Linked DNA regions of Homo sapiens: region 1 is linked to region 2. Evidence: read pairs that join two places in POLR2A ChIA-PET (ENCODE). Cell type or tissue: PC-3. All regions are shown on one strand. Each heading gives the region's core, and the rest is flanking DNA. Links, peaks and the distances in the headings are about the cores only. Region 1 overlaps CHD2 (chromodomain helicase DNA binding protein 2). Region 2 overlaps RGMA (repulsive guidance molecule BMP co-receptor a).

Region 1 (15,087 bases), core at 4,822-12,821, 65 kb before region 2:
ATCATCAAAGGAAGCTTTAAAAATGGGAGAGAAAAGGTAACTAAGAATGATTTGGAAAGTAAAGTATAGTATCAACAGATACTGGGAAAAAGAACATTTCGGGAATTGCTGGTCAAGCAGGTTGCTAAGGGCTTCAGAAAGCTTTAAGATGATTTTTAAAATATGGATTTGTAGAGATTAGGGAAGATTAAAATTTGTGTTTCAACATAATTATTGGAATGTCTTTTAAATCTTCAGTCCCTCATAAGGAGCAGTGGGAAGTTGATTTTATTAGACAAACTGTTGACAAGACTTCGAGAAAGGGGGAATCGAGTGCTTATCTTCTCTCAGATGGTGAGAATGTTGGATATCCTGGCTGAATACCTAACTATTAAACACTATCCTTTCCAGGTAAGGTGATTTCAGTAATTGCTGTGGGGGGAATCAATCTCTCTCTCCGCCTCCCCTCCCCAACCTTCCTACACTGGGTTGTATGCTTTGCTTGTTAAAGTAGGAAGTAAGAGTTTTCTTGTTTCAAAGAAGTTAAGGTTAAGATTCCAGGGGGCCGGGCGCGGTGGCTCACGCCTGTAATCCCAGCACTTTGGGAGGCCGAGGCGGGCGGATCACGAGGTCAGGAGATCAAGACCATCCCGGCTAAAACGGTGAAACCCCGTCTCTACTAAAAATACAAAAAATTAGCCGGGCGTAGTGGCGGGCGCCTGTAGTCCCAGCTACTTGGGAGGCTGAGGCAGGAGAATGGCGTGAACCCGGGAGGCGGAGCTTGCAGTGAGCCGAGATCCCGCCACTGCACTCCAGCCTGGGCGACAGAGCGAGACTCCGTCTCAAAAAAAAAAAAAAAAAAAAAAGATTCCAGGAGGGTCTTAATTTTTACTTGCATGCCTTTAGGCTACCATATGAAAGTGGTCATGAGGAGACGATTCTTTTTTTGAAGGTGGGTGGGGAGGATTAGAGAAAGTCAAACGGGGCAAGATAAAAAAAGGATGTCAGATGGCATCTTATTGCATGTGTATGGTGAAAGTAGAGAGGAAGTAAGTGTGAGCTCAATTCCAGGAGCCCAAATCCTAGAAGGAGAGGGCAGTATCAGACATTCCCCCCAAAAGTTGACCCTGGCTGTGAGGCTGGGAACATAGCAGAACACTGCTACTTAAAACCTTGCTACTCCCTGAAGTAAGTGATGATGGCTTCCCCTATTTTCTGTGGAGTTCCTTAACTGGAGTTACTGTCTTCACACAGTTATCTCCTATGGGGAAAATTTCTTCCGCATAGTAACATTTTTCTAGGTGTATATAATCTAGTAGAAACTTATTCTCTGATCTATTTATAGACACATAGACATATACGCAATTTACCTTGTCTCTTGGCATGTTTATAGTGCTTTGATTTTTAAGATTTATTACATTTTTTTTAAAACTTTGAATGGATGAACTCTTCTACCAACTCACATAATTATGTTGGGATTGAAGAAACTTGGACCAATGATTATCTCCTAAGAAGGCCCACCTTTGAGACTATCAGATTGATTATCTTTCAAAATACCCTGAAAGGCATTGTTATATCCATAATATCTTATATGGTCTTTCAGTTGCTGTCTTAGAATATAGCTTAAGGCTGTGCTTGTTATCAAGAAACAGCCTATTGCAAAAAGTCACTTCTCTGTCAGTGAATCGAATCCCTATGAGCTTTCATTCCTAGGAAATCCCGTGATACCAAGTAAATCAAGAATGCATCGTTTTTCTCTCTAGGGAATAGATAAGCTTGGTCAGTGACTTTTAGATAATTAATGCCCTCTACTAATGGGAATATTAAAAGGCGGCATTAGGTTTTCTGATTTCAAGTAAAGGCTCTGAATCTCCCATTGAATACGTCTTCGGTTTAAGGCTCTGAGTAGAGTAGTCAGTGAGAAAGAAGTAAGGGACTCCTCACCTGTCAGTTGACTTGAGTTAGGTCTGGTGGGCAGAGTTCTGGGTATGTAGGCCCTTCCACAGAGTCTGCTGCCAGCCAAGTCACCTTTCAGGTTAGTTTTGCCTTCTGTAAAATGAAGTATTTTGTTCATCTCAAGTGGTGATTGTGAGGGGATGAAATGCAAAAATGATTTTAAAGAGTAAGAAATGCTTTATAAAATGTACAGCATGCAGGTGATAATTCTTTAGTATTTTATGTGTCAATGGTTTCTCTATGGTGACATTGTATTGCATGTAGAACTGACATATGTTCTAATAAAGGAATTGTGTATGCTAATAAATGCCAGGGGCTTTCTTGAATTCTCATGTAGTTTAGCTGCTTGAACACTTTACTATGATTTCAGAGTGTAATTTTTGGCAAAGCTGGGATATATGATCAATTTTAACATTTTCAATGATTCAGCAAAATGTTTTTCAAACAAAATTATTATATAAATAAATTTTTGGTTTGTGTGACACTTTAAGTGATAGTTTTAGCCACATTAGCTAAGAAGCATCATTTTTCTGCAGGAGCTTATTATTGGGTGACCCGTGGTCCTATTTCCTAATCTCTGCAGTACCTACAGAAACAGAAGTAAACCCAGCCTCCAAGCACAGGTTGGGTTTTCGTCTTTCTCCTTTTAGGTCCTGGCAGCCATTCTGATCCTTGGCTAAACCTGGACAGCCCTTTGAATCAGAAGCTTGTAACCTTGAGTCTGTAACTGGAGAGCTCAGGTCGAGTAGGGTAGGGTGTGCTTCTTAAGCACAGCTTCTTCATAGCGCTTTGCCAGTGCTTTGCAGTTATTTTTACTCAGTGGGTGTTCAGGTGATAAAGGTTCCAAGTCTGCTGTTCTATTCTGAGTGTAGCTGATCTTCCTATCTTACAGTTTTCTTGTGGTTTATTTTTACAGCGTCTGGATGGTTCCATCAAGGGAGAAATCCGAAAACAGGCACTGGACCACTTCAATGCAGATGGGTCTGAGGTATACTATGCATGGCTTTGTTATTTGAGCAACTTGGGCTCTGCATCAAGGGGAAAGTCTCTCTCGCTTAATGTATTCTGTTTCAGAAACAATTTATAGTGCAATTCTTTTGCCTTGAGAAGAAAATGAGAAATCTCTCATATAAAAGATGGTGTTTTGTTGTCACTCCAGAAAAATAAATATGTGCTTATTTATCTCCCCTGTTCTGGGTTGACAACAGAGTGGTTCTCCTGGTAGCTTCCAGATACCAAATCCTTGGGCGTGGAAGAGCAGTAAGGCAGGAGTAGGGGAGAGTTGGGCAATAGAATTAATATAAGAAGGTTCTGATCTCTGTACTCTTTTGGTGACTAAGTCCTGAAAAATATATTTGCCATGTCTCAAATTTGTTGGACTTCTGATACAGTGTGGCTTAATGTTCTTGCTCTCGCTAACAGCAACATTTTACAATCAGTGTCGAGCTTGGATTTGGCATTATGAAGTATTTTGTTTGGGGGGCACATATAGAAGAGCTACTTAGGATGAAATAGAAGGTATGACAACATTGTAGTTTGTGCATATCAAATCATCAGATGCCATGGGATTTGAGAGAAGTGGGAGAGAAAAGTTTTGGTGTGAATAAAACTGTAATAATGTGTAGAGCTAAAGGAAGCAGTGGAGACAACCTGAAGTAGAAGTGTTTCACAGAGAATGCTAATTTCTGGAGCCTGAGCCACTACTTTTTTTTTTTTTTAAACAGATAGAACAGACTTAGCTTTCTGAAGAGCTTTAAAAACTCTTGATGCCTGTGCCTGTTACTACAGAATGCTCTGCTGTCTGCCTTTAGAGTGTAGAAATCCTAGTTAGACTAGTATTCTGGCTACTTCTGTAGTCTAAACATTTACTTCTTGAGGGGCTTGGGGCATTAATCTATTCAGAGCCAAGGCTCTCGTTCATTAAGGATAAGAGGAATGGAATAATTAAAGACATCGGTCATCAACTAATTCCCATTCCTCCTTTCCTTGCTCCTTGTTTCCTCAGCTGTAAAATCACAATGATTCTGATACCCCACTTCATAATATTGCTCTGAGGATTAAATTTGGTAATCAACATAAAGCACTGATCACATTGCCCAGTGCATAGTAAGCGCTCTAAATATCTGCTATTTTTATCATGTAGTGTTGGTTGAAATTGGTTTTGTGTTCTCCACTCTTAGTTTAAAAAATAGTATGAGTCGAATGTTTCATATTGCCCTGTCTCAGGGGAAAAAAAAAATTGCTTTTTGCATAGCTCTCAGTTGATTCCCACTCACTATGATGGCTATATAGAACACAAGTTCTCTACCATTTCTGCAGTATTTTAAAAATTCCTTTAAAAAACTAAATATTTATTGTGGGACAAAATATTATATGCTTACTTAGAATATTGGGAAGATGGTAAAGAATACAAAGAAAAAAACAATTGTACCCCTCATTCTAGACACAACTTGCTGTTCACGTCTTTGGGGTGTATTTCCATTCCTACTAGATGGAACCATTTATATGTTTACCTAATTCGGATCATGTTGCATACAGTTTTGTTCCCTTCAAAATTATACTTTGAGGCTAGGCGCGCATAGTGGCTCACACCTGTAATCTTAGCACTTTGGGAGGCCAAGATGGGGGAGGATCACTTGAGACCAGGAGTTTGAGACCAGCCTGGTCAACATAGTGAGACCTGTCTCTACCAAAAAAAAAAAAAAAAGTTTCCCCATGTTATTAAAGATTTTACAAAATTTAATTTCTAGGCCCATAGCAAGACCCTATCTCTACAAAAAATTAAAAAATGAGCCGTGCATAGTATTGTGTGCTTGTAGTTCCAGCTGTTCAGGAGACAGGCAGGAGGATCCCTTGAGACCAGGAGTTTGAGGCTGCAGTGAGCCAGGATTGCCCCACTGCACTCCAGCCTGGGTGACAGAATGAGACCCTGTCTCAAAAAAAAAAAAAAATTTTTTTTTTAAATTTCTAAATTTTTCTTATGCTTGTACCATTTATTTATTTAACTACCTTACCGTTAGTGGCATTGAGTTTTATAATTTTTTAACCTTTTTCAACTTGATCATAGATGCAGACGACATATTATAATCCACGTTATCCTTGCTAAAGAGTGATATAGCAGATTGTTGGTTGATAGGATCTTTTTGACTCCAGATTTCATTTGTTTTAGATATCTCATCTTAAATTGTCCACTGTTTATCTTTAGACTTCTCTTTGGAGTGTGGTGGTGCTTAATATTTCTCTTAAGAATCACAGATTATGTGCCTGGACACTCCTGTTGATCACTTCTTTATTGGAATTGTTTAATTAAAATTCTTGTGAAGCAGCTGTCTCCATTTTTATTTCTATGGCATAATGTTGTTGAATGTGACTATTAGAACATGGAGACCTTTTCATTGCATCTCTATGTGTATGCTAAATATACCCATTTATCAAGATGGAACTCAGGACTACCAGTTTTTCAATGCTGCTTCTCTCTGCTACAAAGGCATCAGCTTTTGACATATATGATTAAATTCCCTGAAAATAGAAATATTTCACCTTTTCCCCCCGGCTTATATATTTTATTCTTTTTCTCCTGCCCCCATATTTTTCTGAGCACTCAGACGCAGGCAGGTGTGCTGTGCTTGCCCAGTGTCTACTGTCATTGCTGTGGATACTGCAGTGTCAGTGCCTGGGTGGTTCCACACATCGCTCTCCAGCCAAACCTGTTTTGATTTTTTTATAATTTTGGCATGTTTTGTGGTAATTGAGGATCCTGTGGTTCTCAACACTTACCATATATGATCTCTTTAGTGCAGTGTTTCTATATTTCTCGCCAGCCTAACAAACATAAATATTTATATAATAAAGTATCTCTGTTTATACTAACTGACTTACATGGCATAATCTACCTTTTCCCTAAAAATAATTATACAGGTGACTTCCTGGAGTTAATGATCTCCATGATAATTGTTTGTCTGTTTTTATTATTGTTGCTGTTAACTTCTTGTATATTAGTTGTAGCCGGGAGGTAGCACTAATTCTCTCACTCCCATTGCCTTATTAGAGTCTACTCTACTCCTGTTCATGGCACTGACTTTGCCTCTTAATCAAATGAAAATTCATTCTACCATCAAGTCCCTGACATTCTTTTAGCCTCCATAAAGTTTGTCCATCATATCTCACTTTTCTTCACACCTGCAGGGGTTTCCAGGTGTAAGGGCTTATTGGACTGTGAAACTGTTTCTGAGAAGGCCACTGCATAAAGTAGTATATTGCATTGTGTACAGGACTTCTGTTTCCTGCTCTCGACAAGGGCTGGTGGCCTGGGAATCAATTTGGCTTCAGCGGACACAGTCGTCATCTTTGACTCTGACTGGAACCCCCAGAATGACTTGCAGGCACAAGCCCGAGCGCATAGAATTGGTCAAAAGAAGCAGGTCAGTATGGAGAGGCTTCTGGAAATTGCTTTAGGGTTGGGGGCCAGGGGGCTTGTTCAGCCCTTTCAGGATGTTAATAAAATGCTTTTTCCCTGTTTTGCTTTTATTTCCCCTGAAGCATTGATTTCTGTTTGTTAACTAGCACAGAGATGTTGTCTTTGGGCCCAAGATGAACCTATTAAGGAACTTTTCTTTTTCTCTGTTTGAAAAGTACAACATCAGCGACCTTCTATGTGTTTATCTTGAGAGAGATATATGATGAATAGACTTAGAACTGAACATTTTCTCTATTTTAGTATGGAAAAGTTAAATATCCTATTGTTCAAGATGGTTTGTTTTTATTATACATGACAGTGTTAGCTTTAAAGGTACTTTGGAAAACCACACACTTTTTTGTTTATGAATCTTAAAGTCTGTTCTATATTGGATAACCCGTAAGTTTCATTCTTGGCCAAAGATTCTGTTTTTGTGGAACTTTCCATCACTGAAGCACGATTTTTATTGATGGAACAGGCCATAACGACAGATCTTTAGAGGCAATTTTATTTAAGACTGTAACCTGCTGCACATAGTAAAAGTATTGCATCTACTTAAGCTGCCTGCTTGGATGGCTTACAGTCTTCTATGGTTAGAGAATAAATTCTGTTAAAATTTTCCCCTCTTGGGTTTTGACAGAGCTAATCCTTCTCTCTTTTTTTGGGGGGGTTGGGGGGTGGTTCAGGCATAAGCATAACAGTTCCTTTTCCTACAGGTAAATATTTACCGCTTAGTTACAAAGGGGACTGTGGAGGAGGAGATCATAGAACGGGCCAAAAAGAAGATGGTATTAGATCATCTGGTGATTCAGCGCATGGACACCACTGGCCGGACGATCCTGGAAAACAACTCAGGAAGGTCCAAGTAAGTGCCAGGAAGATTGGGAGGTAGGCAGAATCAAATTGATTCTACATCACTGTTGGATATAATAGGATTTTCTACCACAGACATTAGTCTGTTCATTACCTGGAAGATGCCAGGCCAGAACCACAAATAGGATAGCATTTTCACTTTGAGTTTCTTGGTTCCTTTTTTTGCCCATCACCCCCCTTCTTATGTGTTTTCCTCTCTTTCTTGCCCTCTCCCTTACCTTTGCTTTTGGCTGCTCATGTGACATATGACACAGCAACAGCAGTGGAGTTGTGTGTTGGGTGTCAGCCTAGCATAATGTCACCTTTGACTTTTCTGCAGTGAGAATCCAGATTGGATTGGCAGCTGTTTTTTTTTTTTACTATTGGCAAAAATGTTTGTGTGGAGATTGTTGTGCTTCCAGAAGGGTGTAAAAAGAAAGTAATGAAGTTTTAATTGGCTTTGGGAAGAGGCACAGCTACATCTCCTATAAAGTTTAATTAGCCAGGCATGGTGGCAGGCGCCTGTAGTCTCAGCTACTTGGGAGGCTGAGGCAGGAGAATGGCGTGAACCCGGGAAGTGGAGCTTACAGTGAGCCGAGATTGTGCCACTGCAGTCCAGCCTGGGCGACCGATAATAATAATAATAATATCAAAATAATAATATCAATATTATCAAGATAATAATGATATCAAAATAATAATAAAAATAAGTTTACATTTTGAGCAGATTGTTGAGTGTCTTCTGTGGTGGTGTTTCAGCTATGTTTTTTGTTTGTTTGTTTGTTTGTTTTTGAGATGGAGTCTCGCTCGGTCGCCCAGGTTGGAGTGCGCTGGCACGATCTTGGCTCATTGCAACCTCTGTCTCCTAGGTTGAAGTGATTCTTGTGCCTCAGCCTCCCGAGTAGCTGGGACTACAGGTGTGCACCACCACACCTAGCTAATTTTTTTTTTCTTTTTTTTTTTTTTTTTTAGTAGAGACAGGGTTTTTCCATGTTGGCCAGACTGGTCTCAAACTCCTGACCTCAAGTGATAGGCCCACCTCAGCCCCTCAAAGTGCTGGGATTATAGGTGTGAGCCATTGTGCCCGCTGCAGCTATGTTAAAGGTGTATTCAAATTAGCCCTTCCTAAATAAAATGTTTTCAGATAGTTTTCTGTTTAAGAGGAAGCTAGATGAGAAAAGCCTAGCTCTTTTATTTTGGACCGGGGTTGAGAAGGTTGAAAATTCTTGGTGAATTATAACTTTCTGAGTAAAAGGCCAAAGGAAAGAGCTCCATTCTATAACATTGCTAGTCACCTTTCTGGCTTACCCATGCAATAGGTGAACCAGTAGGACTGTAACTAATTTTCTATTCTGCTGGTTTAGGGTTACCATCACAGACTCATCCTGTAGATAGAAAATGCGATGTTTGAGAAATCATTTTTCTTGAGGCAGAGTTTATATTTTCAGCAGTTAACTTGACCTCTTTCTGAAGGATAGTTATTCTGAAGTAGAACACTTTAGAGGTTATTTGATGTTTCTAACAACTACATTTTACTTCCACAGCTCAAATCCTTTTAATAAAGAAGAGCTGACAGCTATTTTGAAATTTGGAGCAGAGGATCTCTTCAAAGAACTGGAAGGGGAGGAATCAGAACCTCAGGTAATTAACAATGAGGAGAGGGAAATTTTTTTGAGAAGTATGATCTGTGAGAGTCTAACTTTTCTGTAAGAAGATTCTGTTAGAGGCTTTTGTAAAGAAAAAGTAATTACTTGAAGGACAGTGTGTTTTTCTTTCGTAGGAATCTCATAGCTCTTACCAAATTGAGTAGGAAGGAATTAATAAAGCATTCGAGTATACTTTTTTGGGTTGTTTTTTTCTCCCATTTCTGTTCGTTTTAATTTTTGAAGTTTCACCTTGTCATTTGTATAAATTATAGTTTGAGACATTAGATGTAAAAGATGTAGAGTTGAAACTGAAAGTAAATGAAATATCAGAAAGGAGAATTGGTTTATTTGCACCAAACATTTTTAGTAAATACGAATAATTTCTGGGCAACTAGGCAACTCATCTGTTGCCATTTTATTCTATTCGTGTTGGCTTTTGTTCTTTTAGGAAATGGATATAGATGAAATTTTGCGGTTGGCTGAAACGAGAGAGAATGAAGTGTCAACAAGTGCAACAGATGAACTTCTATCACAGTTTAAGGTATGAAGATCTTTGTGGGAGAGAGTTCTCAGCATTGATTCATTAATGATGACTAATGTTTATGAACGCTTTCTTTGTGCTAGGCGCTCTGCTTTTCTCTTTACCTGAATTGAGTCATATCCTCAATATTGTTCTCTGAATTGTGAGTATGTTGTGAATGTAGGTTCTACAGTCCGCACGAAGGTAATCACTGAAGTGGGCTATCCTATGTAGAGTCAGTGTGTGGCGGAAAAGAAATCACTGAAGAGAGGGCTAGGTAGAGAGCCAGGACAGAGTGTAGAACCAGGACGTGTGGAGCACTGTGGGACACGTCAATAGATCAGATGCCAAAGAGAGGTCAAAGATAGGAAAAGAGTAGATGACAATTAGAAGGTTCTGATGACTTGGTGAGATTTTAGTTTGTTTTTTGTTTGGTAAGTGAGAGAAAGAGGTGTCAGTGGTGTCTCATATAACAGAAAATTACATGAAATGAGGACTAAACACAAAAGTTGGGCACCAGACGAATAGGAGGTGGCAGCACAGAGTATCAATGTTATTAAAAAGCTTAGTGAAAGAGTACAGGGATGCTAAATTATATGGCTAGAAGGTTGAAGCAAGACAAGGTTTTTGAAAGATGTTACCATGTTTCTAGTTTGAGGAAAGAACTTGAGTATAGGGAGATATTGAAGGTTCTCAGGAAGGAAATGATTTGATGGCACATTGCCCCAGAGGAGACTGGAAGGGATACAGTCAAAAGCACAGATGGAAGACTTGGCCTTGGAAAGAAAAAGGACAAGTACACTTTAGGGAAGAGGAGGAAAGAGATGCTGTGGGAGTTTAATTTATGCTCTTAATGACTAGTAAAGTAAGTGAGGTGTTTGCTTGAGAAGTGGAAAAGATTTGGGACAGCCATGGATGAGGCAGAAAGTTGTTGGGAGGAACCTGATAGGGAGTCAGCTGAATTGAGATGATACAGCTTTGCCGTGGAGCCAGTCAGCAGGGTCATATGACTTTCTCCAGCAATACTTTTGAGGTCAGAGAAATTGGATCAGTTGGCTATCCCAAGGTGGGAGATTGGCTTGGGAGGCACAGGAAAGTCAAAATAGCAAAGGTTTTCAAGATTCATGTGACAGCTTGGAAGGAAGGATTGACCATGGGTTGATTCCATGGAGGTAGAGAAGCAAGAGAGACCTGATGATTACAATGATGGCTAAGTGTAGTATGCCCATTAGGATTGAATTGAATTAGGGGAAATTGTGTGAAGTGTTTGGAAGGAAGCAATATTGTGTGATTAGCTCCAAAGCTGGCCACTGGTAGAAGTTGTTTCAATGGAAGAACAAGGATGGAATTGAGTGGGCCAGAGAGCCCTAGATTAATGGGTTAGGATGCAGAGGATGGGGTAGAGAAGGGGGAAGGTGATTTATTAGTGTTCGTCATAGTCGGTTTGGGCTCCTGCAGTAAAATACCGTAGACTGGGTGGTTTATAAACAATAGAAATGTATTTCTCACAGTTCTGAAGATTTGAAGTTTGAGATCAGGGTGCCAACATGGTCAGGTTCTGGTGGAGGCTCTCAGGTTGCAGACTGCTGACTTTTCTTATCTTCCCATGGTAGAGAGAGAGAAGCTAGAGAGCTCTCTGGGGGTCCCTTTTATAAGGGCAGTAATCCTATTATGAGGGCTCTACCCTCATGACCTCCTAACACCTTACATTGGGAGTTAGGATTTCATCCTATGACTTTTGGGAAGAACATAAACATTCAGTCCATTGCACTGTTTCAGCTCAGTTCCACCTCTGTGACTGCTGCTCCTTTCTTCAGCAATAAAAACCTGCACTTGTGTAACTCTTACTGTGTTTCAAGCACTATCTTAAGTTAAGGGCCAGAGTCTGGCCTTTAACCACGATGTCCCTTTTGGAAAAGTTAAATTCCTTACTGCATGAACCACTAACGTATGTGCATATTTACATCAATCTTAATTTTAGTTAATTTTAGCCAAAAGTCATAAAGTAAGAGTCTTAACTTGACTTCACTGTTGGCTCCAAGGAATGGAGCCTCCAGAAGCTCATTTATACCTTATGACTGTCTCAAAGGCTAGGAGGGAGGGAATAAGAAGAATGCGGAGCCAGGCTGGGGGCTGCCTGCCACTGCTCAGATGCTGTCCAGAGGTGGTAGATGTTTCTGTGTACTCCTCCTCTGGTTCTTTGAAATGGATACACTTAGATGGCTTTCTTTCTGGGATACCTACTGTTTTAGTACAAATACATATCGGATATTAAATAATATTTGATAAGAAATGAAGAGAATATTCTTCTAGATTTATTTAAATTTTTTCTGTTTTATGTTTTCATTTTATTTCCTAAGACTAAAGTGCACTTGTGAGCATATGAAATCACCACACATCTTTAACTTTCATATTTTTGATAAAAATGAATAAAGCAACCAGTTGGCTAGATGATAATGAGTGCTTTGAGTTATGCATTGTTTCAAATGAACTCTATACAACTTATAGAAATGTAAGTTCATCATGGAGTATTAGGTATTAAGCATTTTAAAATCTAAATAAATCTAAATTTTATCATTAGTATTATATTTATTAGAACATGTATATGATTTATAACAGCTCATTCAATAAAACTTATAAAAACAATTTGTATCTTTGTAGCTGTTTCTCTGCTTTTCAGTAAAATTTATGATGTGATGAACTTGAGGACTTGACAAGTTGATTTTTGGGGGTATAAAGGAAAAATTAATAGAAAATTGATTATCTGATTATGTAATATCACAAAAGTCCTATTATTCACAGTGTCTACTTAGATAAAAACACTGGATAAATTGTTTTAGTAGATGGTGTTTAGAAATAGGGAAATGTCAGACAATGGGTTGTCTGTTTTAAGGTTGCCAACTTTGCAACAATGGAAGATGAAGAAGAGCTAGAAGAGCGTCCTCACAAGGACTGGGATGAGATCATTCCAGAGGAACAAAGGAAAAAAGTAGAGGAGGAAGAGCGGCAGAAGGAGCTAGAAGAAATTTATATGCTGCCTCGAATTCGGAGTTCCACTAAAAAGGTGATCAAGTGAGATGAAAGATATGAAATTATTTCTTATGTTGTGAATGCTACAGAAGTGTTGATTATTCAAAGAAGAGGCCTTGCATTGTTCCCCTGACACAGAGGCTTCAGGAGCAGAGTTGATACTGTAGGAAACTTAACAAAGGAAAGTGGAGAAATCTGCAGAGCTCCTGAGCACACCTGTGAGACATCGGATTTGGTCTTTGCAAATTGGCTCTTTGTGAAGCTGATAAACAGGGTCTGAAATTTCCAGAAGTTTGCATTTTGCCTTTGAGTAGTCCTCACAGTTTGGCTGTTAATTGCCACTGCCTTCAACTTTCAGAAAGTCACACCTCTGTTTGTCCATAACAGTTCACAGCACTTGATATAAATACTTAGTAAAGGATTATATAACTATAAATAAGAAACATATACCAACTTGACAGTTCACAAAGCTCCATCACAGACACTATCTAATTTGATTTTTGTAACAACATTGAAATAGGTAGAACAAGTTTTTTTACCCATTTTGTTGGAGGTAATAGACACAGATTTGTTCAAGGTCACAGTAAATCAGTATGAGGTAACACTAGCTACCATTTATTGAGCCCTTACAATGTGCTAGGCATACTTCTAAGTGCTTTAACTTACTGAAAACCATCTGTTATAGGTACTATTGTCTTCATTTTTCAAATGAGAAAATAAAGGCACAAAGAGTAAAATTACTTGCCCAAAGGAGTAAACATGAACCTGTTTTATAATGGGATATTGTAAAAATATTCATATATTTTTAATCCAGTTCACTTATCGTTATATTACAATGTCTCTGAAAGTATGACTGTCCTAAGTGGGTATTTCTCCAAGACCTGTCTCCCCTTATTTGTCAAAGGAAAATTGACTTGTCTGATATGGTGAGAAGTTCTGAATACTAAAGAATTAAGATGGCCTTCTCTTAGTCCTTTCACCACTTGAACTTCGCACTTGTTACAGTGTGACTTTGCCTCGATCTTTCTCAGGCTCAGACAAATGACAGTGACTCTGACACTGAGTCTAAGAGGCAGGCCCAGAGATCCTCTGCTTCTGAGAGTGAAACGGAAGACTCTGATGATGACAAGAAGCCAAAGCGCAGAGGGCGTCCGAGGAGTGTGCGGAAGGACCTCGTGGAGGGATTTACTGATGCAGAGATCCGAAGGTTGGTGGAGGCTCTGTTCTCACTGAGCTTGTTTGAAAGTGCGTACTGTAAGTCTTGGGTTGACTGGATCCTGGACATCGTGACAGGGTAGGCAGAGGCTAATACCTACAAAAAAGGAAAGAGAAGCTGGGTCCTGTCCCAGATCTGTAGGATGATCCTTCCTTCTCCAAGGTTTCTTTCTGTTGAGATCACTTTTATTTGTTGTTCATCTCTCTATTTCTCTCTTATTCTCTGGTTATTCAGAACATTTTCACAAAGTTCAGCTCGGGGAAGGAGATAATTGACATACATGTATATACAGACTTATGTATCTGTATATAAAAGAAATATCAAAAATAAAAATGGTACAAATAAGTCTACCCTCACTACCTCTCCCCTCCGCCACAATCCCACTTCCACCTGTGTTAGTACTGACATCAGTTTGCTAGTGGTTTGCTTTGATTTATAAGTAGTATGTACAGCATGTTGTTCAGCACCTTGCTTTCCCCGATCCCATTTAAAATCCATTTTAGACATCTTTCTATGTGAGTGATTACTATACATTTCTTGGTATCTGATTCAAATGTCTCTATCCTCCATAAAAAAATCTAAAATTGTTGCTTACAAATTATTTTTTTTCCAGTTTCCATCTTTTTTTTTTAAGCCTGAAGAAAATAGAAAGTATAAAGATGGTTTTAAGGCCTAATCCATATTATAATTATATTAAATAGTCCTTTAAGTTTCATGTATTTGAAACTGTGAGGTGTTTCTTTTCACTTAAAGGTCACACCTATTCTTCTTTCTTTGTTTAATTTACTATGGAAAAATAGAAATATTTCAAAATACTGACAGAATAGCATGTAACACATCCCCTCTTGTGCTTATCATCTTAACAATTTTGAATTTGTAGCCAAAATTGTATGTATATATACACACCCCACCTCTTCTTGCTCCCTATTCCCAGTATTATTTTGAGAAGAATGTGTTTTCTGCTATGGGGCAGTATGTTCTATAGCTGTATTTGGCTTAGTGTTTTTCAGGTCTTTAATTTCTTCATTGATTTTCTGTATAGTTGTGGTTATTTTGGTAGAGTCAGAATCTTGCTCTCTTGCACAGGCTGGAGTATGATCCTATCTCACTGTAACCTCACACTCCTGGGCTCAAGTGATCCTCCTGCCTGAGTGCCTTTTTCACTCAGCCTCCCAGGTAGCCAGGTCTACAGGCATGTGCCACCATGTCTGGCTAATTAAAAATTTTTTTTTTTGGTAGAGACAAGGTTTCATTATGTTGCCCAGGCTGGTCTCAGACTCCTGGCCTCAAGTATCCTCCTGCTTCAGCCTCCCAAAGTGTTGGGATTATAGGCCTGAGCCACCGTGCGCAGCCTAGTTGTTCTACCCATTATTGAAAATGGGATGTTGACATCTCTGTTACTCTTATATGATCCATTTGTTCTTCAATTGTT
Region 2 (15,087 bases), core at 5,627-13,626:
TATTTGTTGAATGCCTGAATGTGCCCCCAAATCCAGACTACGACCAGCCACATCGGGGGTGGCCTACAAATGTTTGTGCCAGGAAGGAAGGGAAGAAGGACTCCTCTTGTTTTATGCAACCAACACCCACCCTGGGGCACTTGCCTTAAGGGATTAATCTGAGATCATTAGCAGAGAAAGGGAAGGTCAAGTCCACTCAAGAAGGCGGTTGCCGGAGTTTTCCTGCTCCACCCTGGGGAGGGACCCCTGGCCCCGCAGACCTGGTCCCTGGTGGTCCCGGCCCCAGCCTTGACCTGAGGGCCACTCAGCGGCCCTGCTCATCAAACCGCTCTGATGGAGCCTGCCTGCCCTTTGAGCCCCTCCTCAGTCAGCCTCCCAGTGGGGGCCTGGCCCCACCCTCTGCTCACCCCAGAACCAGAGCCCTGGTTTGACTCCGCCCCTGCTGTGGGGCTCACGAGCATGCCTTGAACACAGGCTGCCTGTGCCCCCTGGAGCGCCCCGCCCCAGCTCGTTCTCTGCCCTCAAGCGAGGAGTAGGTGGGCGCAGTGAGCGGTGGGGTGGACGCGTGCTCTCCTACCAGACCCTGCTTGTAACCTGGAGTGGGTCAGTTGGCTTCTCTTTGCTTCTGTCTGTCCGTCTGTAAACCAGGGCAATATCTGCTTTCTAGGGTTTTTGTGAAATTTGACAAAGCAATGCAGGACTCGTTTCTATTTCCCAAGGAGGTAGACGTGGTGTCCAGAGGACGACAAAGATGGCAGCTCACCATGCACGTGGACCAGAGCCCACTCCATGGCTGGGCGAGCTGGGCAGTGGGTGACTGGCAGGAAATGGTCAGCTTGGAGGAACGGTGCCCTCGAGGTGGTCAGTAACGGGAGGGCTGAAGAGAACAGCGGCCAGTTACTAAGAGCACACGGTGGGCCGGCCGCCGCGCTGCATGCATTACATTTCATCTTCAGGACCGCCACGTGAGGGAGGTGGCGTCATTGTTCCCTCACAGCTGAGATAGCTGAGGCTGCAAAACAAGGAAAACCCACCCTTTTCATGCAGCCAGTAGGTGACAGAGCTGGGAGCCTGGATCGGGTCTGGTTCTGGAGCCCGGGCCCTTCCTTCGGTCTGGGTGTGTCTGTGCCCATGCCACTGTCCATCCCTGGCCATCCAGGCCCGTGAAACACAAGGTCCCTCCCCCTAGGCCAGGGCGTGGCGGGGTAGGGTGGGGCTGGTCCAGTGGACAGAGCTCTTGCATCGTTTCCTTGACGGGGTGCTTTGGGGACTGCTGCTTCCCATATTGCCAACTGCCTTATGTCCTTTACAGTCCTGCGGTCAGCATGGCCCCGAGCCAGCTCACCAGGGTAATAAACTGCCACAAGCCCCTTCTCTGTAACAGCTGACGCTGGCCTTGTTGCACAGATGGAGCTCAGAGTGAGCTCAAAACCAATTCCCCAGACAGTGTCTGAACACGTCTTTGTTCTTCTCTGGGCAGATCTGCTTGGCCAGACACATTCTGCTTTGGCTGAACGGCCTGGAGAGGGCTCCAATTCCTGCTGGGGAGAGCTGAGGGAGCAGGTTTGAGTTCAGATGTGGAAGAATCCAAGTGCCGTCTCAGGGTCACCCTGGGCAAGGACAGGGTGATGCTGGGCGACATGAATGTTTTCGCCTTGGGATCTGGGCTGCCTGGGATCACAGCCCTCATTCCGGAACGCCACTGACATTACGAGCGTGCCTTGCACACTGGCTGCCTGCAGCTGTCTATTAATTCAGACCATCCTGCTAGGACTTTCTGAGAGTGTTAGTTTCTGTTCCTTTGCCTTCAGGGTTCTGCTACTAACACCATGTCTATATCTTAGGGAGGGAAGGATTAAAAAGTCGAAATGTTGAAAAGCCCTGCAGGATGGGGAAGGTGGCTAAGGAAAGCTGTTGATAGCAGGGTTGGGGGCCTTGGCTGTGCCGATTCAGAAGGTGGTGGTTTCCCAGGGGACAATGGGAACTTCCACGGAATGAGGTCTGTAGACTCCTGGTTAGAGGGTTTGGGGGGCAGGGGTCTTCCCATTGCAGCAAGCTTCTTTCCATTGTTTCAAGGGTTTGGTAAGTAAGGCCAATCAGACCAAAGAGATGTGATTTCTGGACCATACCTGAGATTTGCACACAGGAAAGTGCAGTCCCTGCCCTTGTGTGTCTTGTCTGCTGGGAGACACAGGTATGCGAGGGCGGAGGGTGGACTGTTTCTTCAAGATGCCCTCTCCCCAGTTCTGGCTGGTCAGCCTGGGAGTATGTCAGGGCAGGGGTGGCGTGGCATGCAGGAGCTGCCCCATGGACATTGCCTTAATGAACGAAACTGTTAGTTGTTTTTTTTTTTTTTTTGAGACGGTGTCTTGCTCTGTCGCCCAGGCTGGAGGCTGGAGTGCAGTGGTGCGATCTCTGCTTGCTGCAAGTTCTGCCTCCCGGGTTCACGCCACTCTCTTGCCTCAGCCTCCCGAGTAGCTGGGACTACAGGCGCCCACCACCACGCCTGGCTAATTTTTTGTATTTTTAGTAGAGATGGGGTTTCACCGTGTTAGCCAGGATGGTCTCGATCTCCTGACTTAGTGATCTGCCCGCTTTGGCCTCCCAAAGTGCTGGGATTACAGGCGTGAGCCACCGCTCCCGGCCGAAACTGTTTAATATTGAGTGCCAACTTGATTGGATTGGAGGATGCAAAGTATCGTTCCTGGGTGTGTCTGTGAGGCTGTCGCCAAAGGAAATTAACATTTGAGTCAGTGAACTGGGAGACAGAGACCCACGCTTAACCTGGGTGGGCACCATCTAATCACCTGCCAGCGAGGCTAGGATAAAAGCGGGCAGAGGAATGTGGAAGGGCTAGACTGGACGAGTCTTCTGGCCTTCATCTTTTTCTCATGCTGGCTGTTTTTTACCCTCAAACATTGGACTCCAAGTTCTTCAGCTTTTGGACTCTTGGACTTACACTGGTGGTTTGCCAGGGGCTCTCGGGCCTTCAGTGTCCCAAACCTGCTCCTCCCATGATCTTTCCAGTCATGGTAAATGGCACCACCATTTCCCCAGGTGCTCAGACCCCTGGGGAAGACATCGTGGTCTCCTGTCAAGCTCGCTCTCTCCCCAAGCCCTGTCAGCCCCACCTTCTTATTAGACCCCAAAGGCCATCATTTCTTTTCTTAAAATTATGATTATACTTTCAGTTATGGGGTACACGTGCAGAACGCACAAGTTTGTTACATAGGTATACACGTGCCATGGTGGTTTGCTGCACCTATGAACCCGTCATCATCTACATTGGGTATTTCTCCTGATGCTCTCCCTCCCCCAGCCCCCCACCCACTGACAGGCCCCAGTGTGTGATGTTCCCTTCCCTGTGTCCATGTGTTCTCATTGTTCAACTCCCACTTACGAGTGAGAACATGCGGTGTTTGGTTTTCTGTTCTTGTGTTAGTTTGCTGAGAATGATGGTTTCCAGCTTCATCCATGTCCCTGCAAAGGACATGAACTCATCCCTTTTTATGGCTGCATAGTACTCCATGGCGTATATGTGCCACATTTTCTTTATCCAGTCTATCATTGAGCCCATTATTTCTGATAATCGCTGCATTGCCACTGCCTCAGACTGGCTCCTGACTTCCTCTTTCTTCCCCAGCGGCCCCAAGTCACCTCCATATAGTAACTAGAACAATTCCTTTAATACCCAAGCCAAGGCAGGCCCAGTGGCTCACACCTGTTATCCCAGCACTTTGGGAGGCTGAAACAGACGTCTCGCTTGAGCCCAGGAGTTCAAGATCAGCCTGGGAAAACAGCAAGATCCTGTCTCTCCAAAAAAATTTAACAATTAGCCGGGTGTGACGGCAGGCACCTGTAATCCCAGCTACTTGAGTGGCTGAAGTGGGAGGATTGCTTGAGCCCAGGAAGTGGAGGCTGCAGTGAGCTGTGATTGTGCCGCTGCACTCCAGCCTGGGTGACAGAGTGAGACCCTGTCTCTAAAAAAGAACAATAAAAAGACCCAAGTCGGACACATCATTCCTACACTCAAAGCCCGTGAACGGCTTCCTCTGGCAACTGGAGTCAAACATCAAGTCCTCCCGGAGCCGGAGAGCCCTGCAGTACTTTGGCTGCTCTGTGGCCTCACCTGGGACCCCTGGTCTGTCCACTTGCTACTGTCCAGTGACAGTGGCTTCCCACCATCCCTTAAACTCCCCCTTTGCTGCTGCTGCTCTAGGGCTGTTACACTGTTTTCTCTGCACAGAATGCTCTGTCCGGCTCTGCATGGCTTGTTCCTGAAATTCATGCAGGTGAGCTAGTCGGAGGCCTCCCCTTAACCCCACCACAGATGAATGCCCCTTCTCACCCTCCTGCAATCCAAAATGTGTGTCTCTCGGAACCTCTGGCCCACTTCCCTTTTCTCTGTGGAGCTCGTTACCATGGGACCCTGGGTTTTGTAACTGTGGTTTATTGCCTTGTCTTTCCAATAAGAATGCACAGCAGTCTGTCTGGGTCATTGCGGTAGCCCCTCACACCCCCCTGAACAATGCTGGGTAGACACCCAATAGAGTTATCAAATGGATAAATAAATGCAATTGCAGAGAGGAGGCGGCCACTTTTGGCGGCCTCCATGCGTGGTGCCAGGGCCATGTGCGAGGCCATTGACGAGTGTTAGCTCACTGGATTTCCATACTGACCTCGGGAGGTGGAGACTCACAAATCCATTTTACAAATAAGGAATCTAAGGCTCAAAAAATCCCAAGGAGACCACACAGCTCGCGACGGGTTGAGCCAGTTTTGACGCCAAGTTTGCCTGCAGCCCGAGCCCAAGTGCCACCCCTGCTCCATGCCACTTGCTGGCACAGCTCTGATGACTGTCTCCTGCCTGGCTCTGACGGGTCTCTGCCCAAGTGTTCTGGTAATGATTTTCACCCCCCCGTCTGCCCCCTTCATCGTGACTCTCATTCATTTGTTTTAAAGGCCATTTCTCTCCTGTCCTATAGCCTTGCACATTCTGGTTAGCTAAACAAGAACTCCAGTTCTCGGCAACACATCAGTGAGACAGGATGGGGCGGGGAGAGGCGCCCACCTCCGTGTGCTAATGCATTTACCTCCAGGCCGCAGGCCTCCGCGGAGCTGGCAGCCAGGAACCTCCAGAGGCTCCCAACCTAGCCCGTCCTGCAAGATGAAGCTGCTTCTTGGGAATCTTTTAGCTCAGGATGCTGTGTTCCATATTCACGACGGCATTTCCATGCTCGTGAGGGCAACCAGTAGTAAGTAGCATGGCACTTGGGAAAGAATTCCAGCCGGTTACATTTAGGGTCCTGGAAAAAAAATTCCAAACCAAGAATACTTTGTGGCTAGTGCCATTTAGCATTTTCGTCTAGTAGAGATTTCTTTTTTCTTTTTCTTCTGTGTGCCCTGGCTTCTCAGGAACTGTTCTCTGTGCCGGACGAGCACCAATGGCTCCGCTCCTCCTTGCTGCCTCCCTGAGTCGCTCTGTCCCTGGGACTGCTAAGGGCACGGGGCCTGTAGTGACGGTTCCGGCCGCCAGGGAAGATGCTGGGTACGTTTTGTCCTTTCCAGTCTGGTTCCTGCCTCCCAAACCCAACTCCCGTGTTCTCTCTGGGAGCCCTGCAAGAACAGGGCTTTAGAACGTTCTCCTTTTTTGGCCGGGCACGGTGGTGGCTCACGCCTGTAATCCCAACACTTTGGGAGGCCAAGGCAGGCGGATCACGAGGTCAGGAGATCAAGACCATACTGGTCAACATGGTGAAACACCATCTCTACTAAAATACAAAAAATTAGCCAGGCGTGGTGGTGTGTGCCTGTAGTCCCAGCTACTTGGGAGGCTGAGGCAGGAGAATTGCTTGAACCTGGGAGGCAGGGGCTGCAGTGAGCTGGGATGGTGCCACTGCACTCCAGCCTGGCGACAGAGCAAGACGCCAGACTCCATTTCAAAAATAAAATAAAGTTCTCCTTTTTCTTCAGCCTTCCTGGTCTGCCTGGGATTAATGAACTTGGCCACTCTTGGGACTCCTCCCCTTGCTAGCCTGCAGGTTCACCTCTCCCAAGAGTCCAGGGTCTGTATCGCCCCTTTCCTTCTCCCCTTAACTGATTTATCTTGCTTTGGGATAATACCACCCCCTCCCTCCCCACGACCAGACAAGCCATGTGTGCCCCGCCCTCTCCTAAGCAATTTACAGGAATGAACTCCTGACTCTCCAAACAACTGTATGGGACAGGCACCCCCCCATCTTCCAGAGAACAGCATGCAGGCTCAGAGAGGTGAAGTGACTTGCCCATGGTCACACTGCTGGGGAGGTGGAGAAGCCAGGATGTAGGCTGGCTTAACTGTGCTGCTATTCTGCCTCATGGCATTTAGTTTGAAGAGAAGGGGCTTCAGGACAATACTAACCTAGGTGCACAGGTTGTCCTTCCCGTTGCTAAGGAGCCCTAGGCAAGTCAGTTAATCTCAGAGTCTGTTTCATCGGCAAAATGGGCCTGAATTTCTTCCTGATTCACTGGGTAGTTTGTACAGATGAAATGTGATCACAGCTGCCAATAAACCTGGTCCCACAGTGACGTGGACAGCAGCCTCCTGCAGCACCACTGCTCCGCCCGGGCTATGAGAAGATGGGCACTGGCAGGGAGGGTGGCAGGCAGTCCCAACAGCTGGGGCTCCAGGCTGATAGCAGTGGCTGAGAGGGAGTCATCCCAGATCTCAGGCTATCCCACCCATCTCATCCCAGAGGGCACCATATGTCTCTCCACCACATAGTCACCTGTCTCCCTGACTGTGTTCCACTGTCACTAGAACAAGAGGATCTGGGCCTGCCAAGCTCCAAAGACAGCTCATCGTGAGGAGGAAAAGTGACTTTACAAAAGCAATGTGTGGTGGCTGTTAAACTGCTGCATCTTCTATCCGCCTTCACACCATTCTCACGCACATACACATGCGCACACACATGCCTACATGCACACACATAGGCATGGGCGCACACACAGGCATGCGCACACATGCGTACATGCACGCACACAGGCACGCACACACACAGGCATGCATACACACATGCGCGCACACACACATGCGCGCACACACACACACTTGCTGCAGGGGATCCCACCACCAAAGTCCATCCTCCACCCGCCTCAAGGGAGCCAAAGTCTGTTCAGAAAACAAACTCCAACACGTCTAAAAGAAAATAACAAAAAAACCAAACTTTACTTGCATTTAGCCATTAATAAATAATTTACAGTATGTACACGCGGTGACACTCCACACAGGTCGCAGACACGTGGACGCAGTGAGGGGTCCCCACTTCCAAGCAGAACGTGAGCAAACACAACCAAAATAAAGTGCTTCACTTTTTACTTCCAACATAGGGACCAACTAAAACCAGCAGGGAGAGGGAGGGGCCGGGCCCCGAGCGCCCTCCCACCCGCCCACACACGGTTCTGGCAGAGGGAGCAGGACCTCTTGGAGGGAGGGGGAGACACACGTTCTGCAGCCTCCTGGCCAGTGTATGAGAGGTCCCTGGGGAACAGCAGAGGGGCTGCCGATGGGTGGGTAGGGTGTGGAGCTGTAGGGCTGCTGGCAGGATCACCCTCCAGGGCCTGGCTGCACTTTTGGGAGTGAAGCCTGGCTTTGTGCTGTGGGCACAGCAGCACAGGTGGGACTGTTCTGGGCCCCTGGATGAGCACCCTGGGCTGAAATGAGGCGGGAGCCAGCGGCAAGTCTCTCCTGGCTGTGTGGCCACAGGGCTTAAGGGAAGAGATTAGAGGTTGAAGACCCTGCCAGGGATGCTCAGAGCTGAGAGTCCTAAGACCCTGCTCCTCTCCCCAGACTCCAGACGTGGATGGACCGGGCTGGGGGCTCTTGGGGTTGTGAGGAGGAAGCAGAGGATCAGGGCAGGCCAGCTGGCCCCATCCACTGGGTCTCCTGCCACACCCTGGGGCCCAGGCACCCCTGCCCAGGAGCTCTTGCATCTGCAGGAGAGAGAGGAACAGAAGTCAAGGATCTCTTCTCTGTTTAGACATTTAGAACCAAGCACTTCGACTTTCTAAGCACAGGGTGGAAGGGGCAGGGGCCCAGGCCAGAGACGGGCAGCTGAGCAGGTGCCTGAAAACCGGGACCTGCACTGGTACCCACAGCAGCCAGGTGAACATGGGCAGGGAGGCCACAGGCCAGAAGGCACCAGGCGGGCACGACCTACTGGCCAAAAGGTTCCAGCAGTCTGCTAAGGTGCCAAGCAGCGCCCCGGGGTTGCCCTGCCTGGGGCCAAGCCCCAAGGATGCCTCCCTGTGTGGCTGGGGTGTCCCCGCTGGCCTAGGGGGATCGAGTGTGCTCTCGTGTAAGAGTGTGTGCGTGCGTGTGGCGGGCACAGGGGGCCCCACGGATCGGCGAGCAGCAGTCGGCCGGGCCTTTCAGTGCATTGCGAGGGGGAAGGAGCTGACTCTGACGGTTCCCAGTGTGTCTCTGGTGGGGGTGGGGGGCTTCAGCCTGAGGGGATGTTTCACACATTCACACTGCAGGGGCGGGGCGAGGGGAGCTGCTCTCCCTCTCACACAGCTCTACTGTCAAACATCATGGCACCAGTCACCACAACCTTGTCACGTGCACTAGAAGGGGAGGGGTCCGTGCCTGAGCCCTTGGCAGCAGGCGGTCCCTGGCGTTCTGCGGGGCCATGGTGGACACGCCAGGAGATCTGCACCCCGTGGGCGGTCCCAGCCCACACATGGGGAAGCCGAGAGGACGGAGCCCGCGCCTCCCTCCACATCTACGCGTCTAGCAGAACACAGGGAGCAGGGCCAGGAGCGGGACGAGGGCGCCCAGGAGGGGCCGGGGGGCCAGGGGCAGCCCCGCAGCCGCCCTGCCTGGCAGGTCCCGAGTCCTCTCATACAGGTGCAGTTTGTCTTTGTTGGAGTGGAGCATCTTGACATCCTCCAACGCGTAGTAGGCGGCCAGTGTGAAGTTCACGTCGCCCGTGGTGAGGAGGTCGAAGACGCAGGCCTGGTAGTACAGGTCCTCCACCGGCAGCTTCTCCTTGCACTTGGCCACGGCTGTCTCGTATGGGAAGGTCTCGGGGGCTGTGGGTGCAGGGCTGGCGGCTGCCAGCCTGCGGGCACCGGTGCCCTCAGCATTGGTGTGGAAGGCCTGGAAGTCGATCTGCTGGTTGAGGGGGCAGCCCCGCAGGCAGAGGTAGAGACCCTGGCTGTCCCAGTCCTCCACAGCATTGACCACTTCCTCTGGCATGCGGACGGCAAAGGTCAGGTAGCGGCCCACCTGGCGCACCACGATGGTGGTGCCGATGTACTTGGCCTGGATCTCCACGTGCTGGCCTGACACCTTCTCAGTGATCTTCAGGCTGTTGGCCCCGTGCTTGTCCCCACCGTTCTTAGAGCCATCCACGAAGGCGGCCGGGAGCTCGTCCATCTCAGCCTGGTACACCTTCTGGTCCACACACTCCTGGAAGTTCTTGAAGATGATGGTGAGCTGCCGGGGAAAGGGGCAGAGGAGAGTGGGTGAGGCACAGTGGGAGGAGGCACAGCCCCACACTTAAGATGCTCTAGACTGAGAGGAGGGCAGGAAGGATCCCCAGGGATGCCCCAGACACTCCCTTCTCCAGGTTGGACAGATCAGTTCCACCTGCGCAGCTGTGCACTTCACATTCTTTCAATGAAAACAACTTGCCCTTTTTACTTTAAAAAGTGACTTAGAAAAATGTTAGACCACTACCCTAAGTAGAAAACTAGCTCTTTTACTATATAGGGAAGTGAACCAGAAAAATAAAAGCATAGATAATTAAAAATAAAAGGTCAAAAGCCCAGTGTGGTAGGCTGAATAATGGCTCCCAAGAAGAACATGCCCTAATCCCTGTAACTTGGGAATGTTCCCTTAGATGGCAAAAGGGACCCTGCAGATATGATTAGGTTAAGAACACTGAGATGAAGAGATTATTCTGGATTACCTGGGTGGGCCCTAGATGGAATCACAAGTATCTTTATAAGAAGGAGGCAGAGGGAGATTTGACTAACTAGGACAGAGGAGAAGGTGATGTGCTCAACAAGGCAGAGATTCGAATGATGTGGCCACAAACCAAGGGATGCTGGCAACCACCAAAAGCTGGAAATGGCAATGAATGGATTCTCCCCTGGAGTCTCCAGGACCAGCCCTGCTGATACCTTGATTTTATCCCCACGAGACATATTCCCAACTTCCGGCCTCCACAATTATAAAACATTTCTGTTGGTTTGAACCACTCAGTTTATGCTAATTTGCTACAGTGGCGATAGGAAATGAATATGGTTTGCAAACATCATCTTGCATAATGACAGTGGTACTGGAGCACAATTCCTGACAAAGGACCCAAGCAAATGTCTGAACATTACAGCAGGTGGAATGGAGGGAAATGATGCTCAAAGAAAGAATGAATAGGGCAAAATCCATGCAAGCAGGCAGAGGCAAGCAGAAGCCACTGTCCCAAGGCTGCTGAAAGGGGTCCCCAAGCTGGGTCATGGAGGAGGGGAACAGGAAAGGAGCAAGGTGCTGGTCGGTAAAAGGGAGATGGAGGTTCCAGGCTGAACGGGCAGCCTTGGCCGGGGCTGGAGCAGGGAGGCTCCTTTCTGCTGGAGCCTGTGGCCAGGGGTGAGGGGCTGGACTGAGCTGCTGGAGCAGCAGCTGGCTGGGTGGCACTGTTCTCCTGAGAGCCAGACACAGAGGCATTGGCTGCATACAGCATGCTAAGCACTGCATGTATTACTTCCAGTCTCGTGTGACACTGCAAGGGTCGGTGACATTACTCTCAATTTTCCGGATGAGAAAATGTAGGCTCAGAGAGAGGCAGTAACTTGCCTAAGGTCACACAGCCAGCAAGAGGCAGAGCTGGGATTAGACTCTGCGTTTCCAGACTCTGGGCTCTCTTGGCCACAAGCCCATAGGGTGGGAGGCCTGAGAGGAGGAGGGCCGGTGGCCAGGGGAGCAGGTGAGTTTCCTCTGCCGTCCGCGTCCTGGGTGGCGTCTGGCTGTTCTTTCCTCCCTAACCCTAAGCAGGTTTCTGGGTTGGAAACAGAGAAACTGGGAGAGAAAAAACCACCCCTTCTTCCACTCCTTTCCCAGGTGTCAGCTGTTTTGCCATGGGAGCTCTGGGTGCCTTGGTCCCCCTGGACCAAGGGCAGCTGGAACCTGGACTCCCAGCCTGAAGCCACGAAGGGAGGTGGGGCAAAGGGGACAAGGTGGCACCCAGGCCTTTTGGGACCTCCTGCTAAAATCCCACCTTTATCTGCTGCACTACCCTCTCCCAGGCCCGGCAACTACCCCCACCACTAAGCCCCAACCCCTCACCCCTCTGTAGGTCAGGGCTCATCCCTCCCCACCCAGGAGAGGGTGTGGCCAGCTAGCTGGCTGGCTGACAGAGCTCCCAGGGGATCCCACCCCAACCTGGCCTCAGAGGGTCTGCAGGCTGAAGGGGTCTGAGCAAGGGGGAGCTGCTGATGACATGCACAGCCGTTCTCTGCCTGGGCACTTGGGGGAGGCATGAGGACTGCCTGCCGGCTCTCTGGGTAGAGGGCAATGCCGCCGCGTGCCAAGGGAGTTTCTGGCCTAACAGCAGATGTGTGGCGAGGGCACAGTGCGAGGTGCTAGAAAGCAACAGGAAATAACAAGCTGCTCTGATGGGGAAGGGCAGGCAGGGAAACCACAGAAGGACCTCAGCTCAGGCAGGAGAGTCGCAGGAAGGTGGAAGGTGGGGTCTGGCCAGGAATGCAGCATGAGGCCATCCTGTTCTCTGGGGCCCGGAGGCCAGGGGTGCAGCAGAGTGGCCTGTTTGGGGCGGGCTGGCCCAGGGTCATGGCCTCAGGACCAGGTGCTAAGAGGCCTGAGGCCTGGAAAGGGGTTCCAGAACCTTCTAGGTAATACAAGCCAGTGGGGTATTCAGAGCCACTAGAGGTGCCCCTGGCCGTGTTGCTGTGGCTTTGTGGGTTCCCCATATTGGCATAAGATTTCGGGATGATGAGGTGGGGAGAACTGGTAGCCTGAGGGGTGTGGAACCCCCGGAAGAACAGAGGGAGACCCTAGGCCAAGGCTTCTGAAGAAGGAAAATGTGTTAGTCAGGCAAGGCTGGGAGGAGCTGAACGAGGGGCAGGCTGCTGGAGGACTTTACAAGAAATGGCGGTCTTCTCATGAGCCCGTTCATCTTGGGCACCCGGCGCTGTGCTTTCTGTGCCTGATGGAGGCTGCGGAGGGTCGGGGCTCTGCGGGAGTCCATGCAGCAGCACCAGGAGGACCCCAAGCGCACAGTTCCTTGAGGACCGGACTCGATTTCCTCGCATCCCTTCCTACAGGGGTCCCAGCCTGGCCGCAGGACACGGCACACTTCCCATTTGCCGTGGGATGTCAAAGGTGGCTGCGGCTGCAGCCTCTCCATCCAGCATGGAGCCCTAAGCCTCGAACCTGATGAGATTGCTGCTACTCTACCATTCCTGACCTATGGAAACGGCAACTTCATACGGTTCAGCCTCCTACTTCTTCCTTCTTTCCACCCACTGGCCAGCCCACCTCGGTGGGGAGGCCGCCTGGGGGTGCCGGAGGTGGGCCAGCCAGGGTGGTCTGGGCCGTGGGTGGTCCTGCCATGGGGGGAGGATGGGGGACTCTGGTGTCCCTGCCTGGTGTGCAGGGCCACACAGACACTGGGGGTGGGGGGGGGCGGCGTCCTGCTTTCCAAGTGCCATCAGTCTCCCTGGAACAGGAAAGGCTGGTTTCGCTCTAACCACCATCTCTCGCAGAGACAGCCTCCTGGAAGGCTGACAGGCTGCTTGACTCTTCTTGGCACCGGTGCCAGGGACTCAACCGCAAGTAACAGCATGAAGGGGGCCTGTCGAAAGCTGGCGGCTCGCTGCCAACACAGCCACGGGCGGGCTGCCGCTCCTGTCTCTGCTGCTCCCCCTTCTGAAGGGGTCCTGGCCCTTTCCACTGCACCGGGCACGAGGCAGAGCCCAGGCTGCATCAGCTACTATCTACGGAGCACCACCTCCATGCCAGGCCTGGTGCTGGGGGCTCGGGGTACACGAGGGAGAAGATCCCTATGCTTCAGGGGGTCGCAGACTAAGCAAATGAATCATGCAGAGGGACAGGCTGGCAAGTGCTATGGGGAAAACTAACCAGCGGGGAAAGGAAGGGGAAGGCGCAGGACTTGAGTTCCTGTCCTCTCCTGAGTCTCAGTTTCTTTGTCTGTAAAATGGGTATCAGCAGCACAGATGGGAAGAGGGTGATGGAGCAGGAGGCTGGGCACAGAAGGCTGTCCCACGGGGGTAAGACACTGGCTAAAATGTCCACGTAGAAAACACTAGATCTTGATCGTCCACAAGAACAGAGGGATTGGCTGATTGGCTGATACTGCCAGTATCATGAGAAACAAATAAAGGCCCCTAGTGATGCCCGGGTGTTTGGGGGCAGCTTCATGCACACACAGCTTGCACACGGAGCTTCTGCACAGGAAGGCAAATCTCATAGCTGCAAGGTCAGGGTCAGGCCAGGCAGGGGCTGGACACACTCTGGGAAGCCTGAGGAGAGGCCCTCAAGGGCAGGTGTGCAGGGACAGATGGAGTCTCTGGCTGCCTGAGAGGGGAAAGGGGAGTGGGTTCCAGTGGGTGGTAGAGTCTGGCAGGCCCAGAGGGCTCTGTTGGTGGTAGTCGAGGTGGTCACAGAAACCCAGAGGCCTCATCATCTTGGAGATGAAAGTCCCTTGCCTTTCCCTGCTCCCTGCAGACACCAGGCTGCTCTCCCACTCCGCCTGCTTTGGATGTCGACTCCTCTGTTCCTCCATCCGGAAACTTGCGCTGTGCTTCAGGGGCGAGCTTGGTGGATGGGCTCCCCAGTTCTCTGGACAGAGCCAAGGCTCCCAATGGCCTTCAACATCCTGCTGCCCCAGCCTCCATCGCCAGCTCCCCTTTGCTGGTCTTTGCTCTTCACTAGCCTGGGAGCTTCTGGGAGGGAGGGCAACAACTAGCTCAGAGGCTGGCACAGATGCAACGTCTGTTAAGTGTTTGCTCCATCAATGAGTGAACAAACACACCTGAGTAACGGAGGCCTGACAGACAGGCGGGGGCAGGCCAAAGGTGCCTGAAGCCAGCCACCGACGTTCTCACCGGGGGACCACAATACCCCAGTCTGGCCCGAGTTCTGAGACTGACTTGGCCACAGACACTGACGCTGTCACTGTCTGGCCTCCAGCAGAGCCTGGTTGACAGGGCTGAGCTCTCAGCCTGCTGAGATCAAAGGTGGCCTTCGGTTGCAGCAGAAATGGGCTGGGTTGGTGAAGCTCTGCTTCATACTCTTCTGGAAGCCTCCATGCTGGGATAGGAAGGGAAGTTCTCCCTCCACTGCTCCACCCCGTCACATCACCCCCATCCATAATGGGGGCAGCAGCCCAGCCTCCCTGCACACAAATCACAAATCCTCCCCGGTGCGTGGCTTGGCTCTGTTGTCGCATTTGGTGCTTCCACCCCCTGGGGTCTGGAGGAGCGAGCCACCTGGGGTCCACATCCCTCTCACATCCTCAGACCTCCCTGTGCGCCCTGCCAGCCCTTGGGAACCTGCAGGATGGGACAGGGAGGCCAGGTCCCCTCTGAAGCGTGCTGGTGCCTGGATTTAGAAGCTGCAGCCTCAGGCTCCTGGCGTCCGTCTGTCTTGGCTCTCAGGAGGGCGGGTGGTGGGGAGGTGCAGGGGCCGTGGGGGAGGTGGCTGGGTCCTTGATGCAGGCAGGCCCTGAGTATGCGGAGGGCTGCGGGGGCACAGGGTGGAGTGTACCGGCTGCAAGTCTTCTCCATTAGGTGTCATGTTGTGGTGCCAAGGGCCCGCTTGGGAATCCACAGGGCGAAGACCTGCTTATTTCCCGCCCAGCCAGGGACCAGAAAGTGACCCCCTGCAGGCAGGCAAGGGCCACCGGAGCAGAGGGAAGTGGCAGGGATGGAGCATTTCCTTGGCTGCCAGGTCACCTCGCTGTCCTCCTCTGGGTGTGGAGGGGTGGGAAGGAACAGAAACGCCCTTGTGGTAAATCTGGCACTGCCCGACACACGGCCTTCCAACTGGCTCTTCCTAGGAAAACA

The links. Peaks named below come from ENCODE experiments on the same cell type or tissue, not always from the same donor. Only the 100,000 strongest peaks of a DNase experiment are listed, where the experiment ranks them.
Region 1: POLR2A ChIA-PET joins it to region 2 with 10 read pairs; 3 of 35 experiments call an interaction of 5 or more read pairs at or near these places.

Annotation. Positions count from the first base shown.
Region 1 is chr15:92,972,028-92,987,114 of GRCh38, forward strand. It overlaps CHD2 (chromodomain helicase DNA binding protein 2), which reads left to right. Exons shown (of 39, transcript NM_001271.4): 19 at 238-390; 20 at 2,852-2,923; 21 at 6,207-6,356; 22 at 7,108-7,256; 23 at 8,788-8,884; 24 at 9,338-9,430; 25 at 12,303-12,473; 26 at 13,471-13,646. Among named protein-coding and RNA genes, the nearest start is that of MIR3175, 75 kb to the left of the region's middle. RefSeq lists an enhancer at 8,720-9,919. In PC-3, for the core only: no CTCF peak of the experiment used is centred there; DNase peaks (open chromatin) are centred at 7,214 and 9,504; H3K4me3 peaks cover 1,775 bases; H3K27ac peaks cover 6,035 bases.
Region 2 is chr15:93,036,228-93,051,314 of GRCh38, forward strand. RGMA (repulsive guidance molecule BMP co-receptor a) reads right to left here. Exons shown (of 4, transcript NM_020211.3): 4 at 1-9,478. The coding sequence ends at 8,771. Among named protein-coding and RNA genes, the nearest start is that of RGMA, 45 kb to the right of the region's middle. RefSeq lists enhancers at 1-103, 4,280-4,449. In PC-3, for the core only: no CTCF peak of the experiment used is centred there; no DNase peak of the experiment used is centred there.